Regions from separate parts of the Homo sapiens genome. Here region 2 is linked to region 1. The links are chromatin loops, found by intact Hi-C in ENCODE. Cell type or tissue: left ventricle myocardium inferior. All regions are shown on one strand. Links, peaks and the distances in the headings refer to the core of each region. The heading gives the core; the rest is flanking DNA.

Region 1 (2,919 bases), core at 193-2,692:
GCATCATCTCATTTTCTATCTGCATAGCTGGAGAGTTGAGAGTTTGAGGAAAGGTAGGAGGGTACAGCTGTGATGGCTGTTGATAATATCTTTCAGCTGGATTTTGCTGGTTGGGGGAAATAAATTCATTCAGATCAGTTAAAAGTTCATCATAAAGCGATAACCGGGGCATGGTAGGCTCTGGCGTAGGTGGTGGCACCAAAGGAATATCAGAGTGGAGGTCCATCTGTAGAACTATGGCCTCAATCTGTGCAGTATCCTCAGGTGAAAAAGAACTAAGCACTTCCTCAGCCTCCTCAGAGGAAAGAGGGATCAGTCTCCATGTTGTCCTCCTGAGTCTGTAAAGAGTCTAGGACAGAGCGAACCGAAGCCCAGATTGACCAAATTGGGGGTGGAATAATATGCCCGCCTTTATGAGCAATTTTGAATGTCTGCCAATCTCATCCCAATCCTTAAGTTCTAAAGTTCCCTCAGTAGGAAACCAAGGGCAAAGAAGATCTACAACATCAAACAGTTCAATTAACTTATCAGTAGATACTTTTAACCACTCCTTCTTTAAGGAGAGTTTTTATAAAATTTAAATAAGCTGAGTACTTAGTACAGGCCTGTCCCTTGGTGTCCCCGGGATACTCTGAGTGCCCAAGCTTACCACCAAGCTTATTGACCTCAATCCTCAGGAATCTGTCATTGAAATCCTCTGCTGTGTTTCACGCTCAAAGTGCAACTTCACACAGCGAGAGAGAAATTCTCGTTGGGCGCCAGATGTAGGGTCCAACCCTACAGGGCCTTTGGGGTTTTCTCTTGTGTGTGGAGATGATAGATCATAGAAATAAAGACACAAAACAAAGAGATAGAATAAAAGACAGCTGGGCCCGGGTGAACACTACCACCAAGACGCGGAGACCGGTAGTGGCCCCGAATGCCTGGCTGTGCTGTTACTTATTGTATACAAGGCAAGGGGGCAGGGTAAGGAGTGCAGGTCATCTCCAATGATAGGTAAGGTCACGTGAGTCACGTGACCACTGGACAGGGGCCCTTCCCTATTTGGTAGCTGAGGTGGAGACAGAGAGGGGACAGCTTACGTCATTATTTCTTCTATGCATTTCTCGGAAAGATCAAAGACTTTAATACTTTCACTAATTCTGCTACCGCTGTCTAGAAGGCCAGGCTAGGTGCACAGAGTGGAACATGAAAATGAACAAGGAGCGTGACCACTGAAGCACAGCATCACAGGGAGACGTTTAGGCCTCCAGATGGCTGTGGGCATGGCTGCGGGTGGGCCTGACAAAGATCTTCCACAAGAGGTGGTGGAGCAGAGTCTTCTCTAACTCTCTCCCTTTCCTGGTCTGCTAAGTAACGGGTGCCTTCCCAGGCACTGGCGCTACCACTAGACCAGTCTGCTAAGTAACGGGTGCCTCCCCAGGCACTGGCGTTACCGCTAGACCAAGGAGCCCTCTAGTGGCCCTGTCCGGGCATGACAGAGGGCTCACACTCTTGTCTTCCGGTCACTTCTCACCGTGTCCTTTCAGCTCCTATCTCTGTATGGCCTAATTTTTTCTAGGTTATAATTGTAAAACAGATATTATTATAATATTGGAATAAAGAGTAAATCTACAAACTAATGATTAATATTCATATATGATCATATCTGTATTCTATTTCTAGTATAACTATTCTTATTCTATATATTTTATTATACTGGAACATCTTGTGCCTTCGGTCTCTTGCCTCAGCACCTGGGTAGCTTGCCGCCTGTAGGGTCCAGCCCTACAGGGTTTAGTGGGTGTTCTACCCATGTATGGAGATGAGAGATTATAAGAGATAAAGACACAAGACAAAGAGATAAAGAGAAAACAGCTGGGCCCAGGGGACCATTACCACCAAGACGCAGAGACCAGTAGGGGCCCGGAATGGCTGGGCTCGCTGATATTTATTACATACAAGACAAAGGGGGAAGAGTAAGGAGGGTGAGACGTCCAAGTGATTGATAAGCTCAAGCAAGTCACATGATCATGGGACAGGGGGCCCTTCCCTTTTAGGTAGCTGAAGCAGAGAGGAAAGGCAGCATACATCAGTGTTTTCTTCTAGGCACTTATAAGAAAGTTCAAAGATTTTAAGACTTTCACTATTTCTTCTACCACTATCTACTATGAACTTCAAAGAGGAACCAGGAGTACAGGAGGAACATGAAAGTGGACAAGGAGCATGACCACTGAAGCACAGCACCACGGGGAGGGGTTTAGGCCTCCAGATGACTGCAGGGCAGGCCTGGATAATATAAAGCCTCCCACAAGGAGGTGGTGAAGCAGAGTGTTTCCTGACTCCTCCAAGAACAGGGAGACTCCCTTTCTTGGTCTGCTAAGTAACGGGTGCCTTCCCAGGCACTGGCATTACTGCTTGGCCAAGGAGCCCTCAACCGGCCCTTATGTGGGCATGACAGAGGGCTCACCTCTTGCTTTCTAGGTCACTTCTCACAATGTCCCTTCAGTACATGATCCTACACCCATCAATTATTCCTAGGTTATATTAGTAATGCAACAAAGACTAATATTAAAAGCTAATGATTAATAATGTTTATACATTATTGATTGATAATTGTCCATGATCATCTCTATATCTAATTTGTATTGTAAGTATTCTTTATTCTAACTATTTTCTTTATTATACTGCTACAGTTTGTGCCTTCAGTCTCCTGTCTTGGCACCTGGGTAATCCTTCGTCCACAGCTGCCCAAATCTCCCCTCTTTTTATTGACTAGGATCATCATTGCCATCATTGCTTGTTGACTTTGGGCTTTTCATCGGACTCCCTGAAGACATCTGCATACTAAAAGCAGACAACATAAACACACCAATATCAGTAATGCTAGTGACAATAGTGAACCTCTAAGGGGTTTGATCCGTTTAAAAAGATTAAGAT
Region 2 (2,919 bases), core at 240-2,739, 160 kb before region 1:
TTATTTTGTTTCTCCTTGGTTTAAGCATGGTTATTTTTTCCAAAGGTAGCTATTTTTAGCAGTGTTGTTTCATAGCTGTGAAGTCTGTCATAGTTACCATTTCTGGGCCTTTTGGAAAATTGCTTTTGATAGGGTTTCAGTATTCATATATGAGATGTGCCCCAATAAAGGGAACCAACACATAAATTTCCTTTTGAACATTTTAGAAAGGGAAGGTAAAATTGTTTTTAGTGAGATAGGATTTAGAAAACCTATTAATTTTAGAACCAGTATGAGGAGTGAATTGGTGTGGACTCCACCCAACCAGATCCCAAGGAAATGTTCTCTTGTGTGAGGATATGACTTGTGTTTTGCACAAGGATATAACTTGTGTTTTGCAAGAGCCTATCAATTGTTTTTATTGCTAGGTCAGAGGTTGAGTATCTCAGAGTTGAGCAGGAAAAACTTTCATACCTGCTTAGACAGCAGTTCACCTGTTCCGTTTTTTTGCTAAGGCTTTTCCTCCTCTTGGTTTGCCCTTTGTACTCTTCTGTTTTTGTTCAGTTTGCAGTGGTGAATGTTTTACTTCCTGTGTTGACTGTGTTTCTCTCTGAAACCCTTTGGTAAAAATCTACGTTTACCTGGTTATATCTGATGATAACTAAAAAGGGAAAGAAATGGTAGATCTTAAAAGATGATCTGAGGTAGTTGTCTGCCTTCCAGCAAATACCTGTTCATACTGTCCTATCAGTGACAGTGAGACCCGTCTCAAAAAAAAAAAAAAGATTGGATTCAGAAAGAAGTTAGATCTTGTTTGCCAAAAGATGTGAAAATCAGTTATCTTTCTTTTCCTAGTAGTTAAATGAGCTGACAGCTTGCCTTTTTTCTTCCTTGTAAATTTTAAATTGTATAAGTATAATACATGCCCATTTTAAGAAGAGAAACCATCTCAAGCAGTTAATAGCCCTCCATTCTCCCCCCCCTCATCTGTTACTCCCACCTTCTTTGGGTAACCAATGTTAACAGCCCTGTATGTACTTTAAATTTTCCATGTTCATGCAGATATCATACTAGGATCATACTATAAACATTATTTGGCCAGGCACAGTGGCACACGCCTAGAATCCCAGCACTTTGGGAGGCCAAGATGGGTGGACCACTTCAGCTCAGGAGTTTGAGACCAGACTGGGCAACATGGTAAAACCCCATCTCTACCAAAAAAATACAAAAATTAGCTGGGCCTGGTAGCAGGCACCTGTGGTTCCAGCTACTCCGGAGGTTGAGGTGGGCGAATTGCTTGAGTGCTGGAGGTTGAGGCTGCAGTGAGCCAAGATCAAGCCACTATAATCCAGCCTGAGCGACAGAGTGAGACCCATCTCAAAAAAAAAAAAAAAAAGATATTTTTCGTTTTTTTTTTTTCTTATCTTGAAACTTCAGGAGATATCCATCTATACACATAACTTATACACTGTTCTACAGGATAAACTCTGTCCTATACAAATGTGAGATTAATGGGTCACAAAGCATTTTATTTGAAATTTTAATAGATTCTGCCAAATGCTTTGCAGAACAATTGTAGCAGCACACAGAAATACATGACAGTGTCCTGAAGTTTTGACAACACTGGATGTTATGGCTTTAAAAAACATTTGCTGTTCCCTACCCCACACCCCACCCAAAACACACACACACACACACACACACACACACACACACACACACACACACAGTTTGGTATTCTGATGAGATGTCATCTCATTGCTTCAATTTGCATTGTTCTGACCACCAGAAAGTTTGAAAGTCTTCTGATGTATTTGTTAGGTGTTCTGATTTCCTCTTGTATGAATTTTATGTATATTTTTACCTGGGTTGTTAATTGTATCATTAGCAGTTTTGCTGGTACTCTGGGTGTGTTGCAGATATTAACCCTTTGTTATGGGTTATTAAGGTTGTTTGTTGTTTGTCTTTTGATTTTGTGGGTTTTTTTTACTTTGACTTCTGTGTACATTATAACCTGCCTTTAAATATGTATCTCTTTTATAGGTAAAAGTTTCATTTGATCTGAATACTATTCAAATAAAATACCTGGATGAGGAAAATGAAGAGGTAAAATATATTATGGCACTTATTGCTAGGTGTTCAGAATAGGGATCTTATTTCTCCAGTGATATGGGCTTTAATAATTCAAAATAGTGTTTAGCTTATTTGTGTGGTGGTTTAAATATATTTGATAACTGAATATTCTAAGAAGACTTGCAGCATCTGAGATGGAGTTGAGAAATGGAGAAGCAACACTGAAGAATATCTCAGAGATAACTTTCACTTAAAAAAAAAAAAAGGAAACAGGGTCTCACTATGTTGCTCAGGCCAGTCTTGAACTCCTGGGCCCAAGCAGTCCTCCCACCTCAGCCTCCCAAAGTGCTGGGATTATAGGTGTGAGACACCCACCATGCCTGGCCTGGCCTGAGAGAACCTTTTTTTTTTTTCTTTTTTTTTTTTTGTGAGATGAAGCCTCACTCCATAACCTAGGCTGGAGTGCAGTGGTGCGATCTCTGCTCACTGCAACCTCCAGCTCCTGGGTTCAAGTGATTCTCCTGTCTCAGCCTTCTGAGTAGCTGGGATTACAGGTGTATACCACCACGCCTGGCTAATTTTTGTATTTTTAGTAGAGACGGTATTTCACCATGTTGGCCAAGCTGGTCTCGAACTCCTGGGCTCAAGCGATCAGCCCACCTCGGACTCCCAAAGTGCTGGGATTACAGTTGTGAGCTACCACACCTGGCCAAGATAACTTTTAAAATTATATAGTGACCTTAAGTTCACATATAGCACAAGCTACCACTTAGTTTATAATAATACAAATATAATGGCTAAGCTTTTTTTTTTTTTTTTTTTAAAGAGGGTCTCACTCTGTTGCCCAGGCTGGTGTGCATTGGCATA

Evidence for each region. Hi-C counts contacts between places; a loop is a spot of excess contacts. Peaks named below come from ENCODE experiments on the same cell type or tissue, not always from the same donor. Only the 100,000 strongest peaks of a DNase experiment are listed, where the experiment ranks them.
Region 2: it touches region 1 in a loop (5-fold over the local background); 7 of 110 quality-filtered maps call a loop at or near these places.

What each region holds. Positions count from the first base shown.
Region 1 is chr17:43,332,928-43,335,846 of GRCh38, forward strand. No RefSeq gene overlaps it. Among named protein-coding and RNA genes, the nearest start is that of LINC00910, 55 kb to the right of the region's middle. In left ventricle myocardium inferior, for the core only: CTCF peaks have their summits at 1,464 (motif pointing left) and 1,669; a DNase peak (open chromatin) is centred at 1,434; H3K4me3 peaks cover 319 bases; H3K27ac peaks cover 742 bases.
Region 2 is chr17:43,175,914-43,178,832 of GRCh38, forward strand. It overlaps NBR1 (NBR1 autophagy cargo receptor), which reads left to right. Exons shown (of 21, transcript NM_005899.5): 3 at 2,023-2,085. Among named protein-coding and RNA genes, the nearest start is that of NBR1, 6.2 kb to the left of the region's middle. In left ventricle myocardium inferior, for the core only: no CTCF peak of the experiment used is centred there; no DNase peak of the experiment used is centred there; H3K4me3 peaks cover 133 bases; H3K27ac peaks cover 262 bases.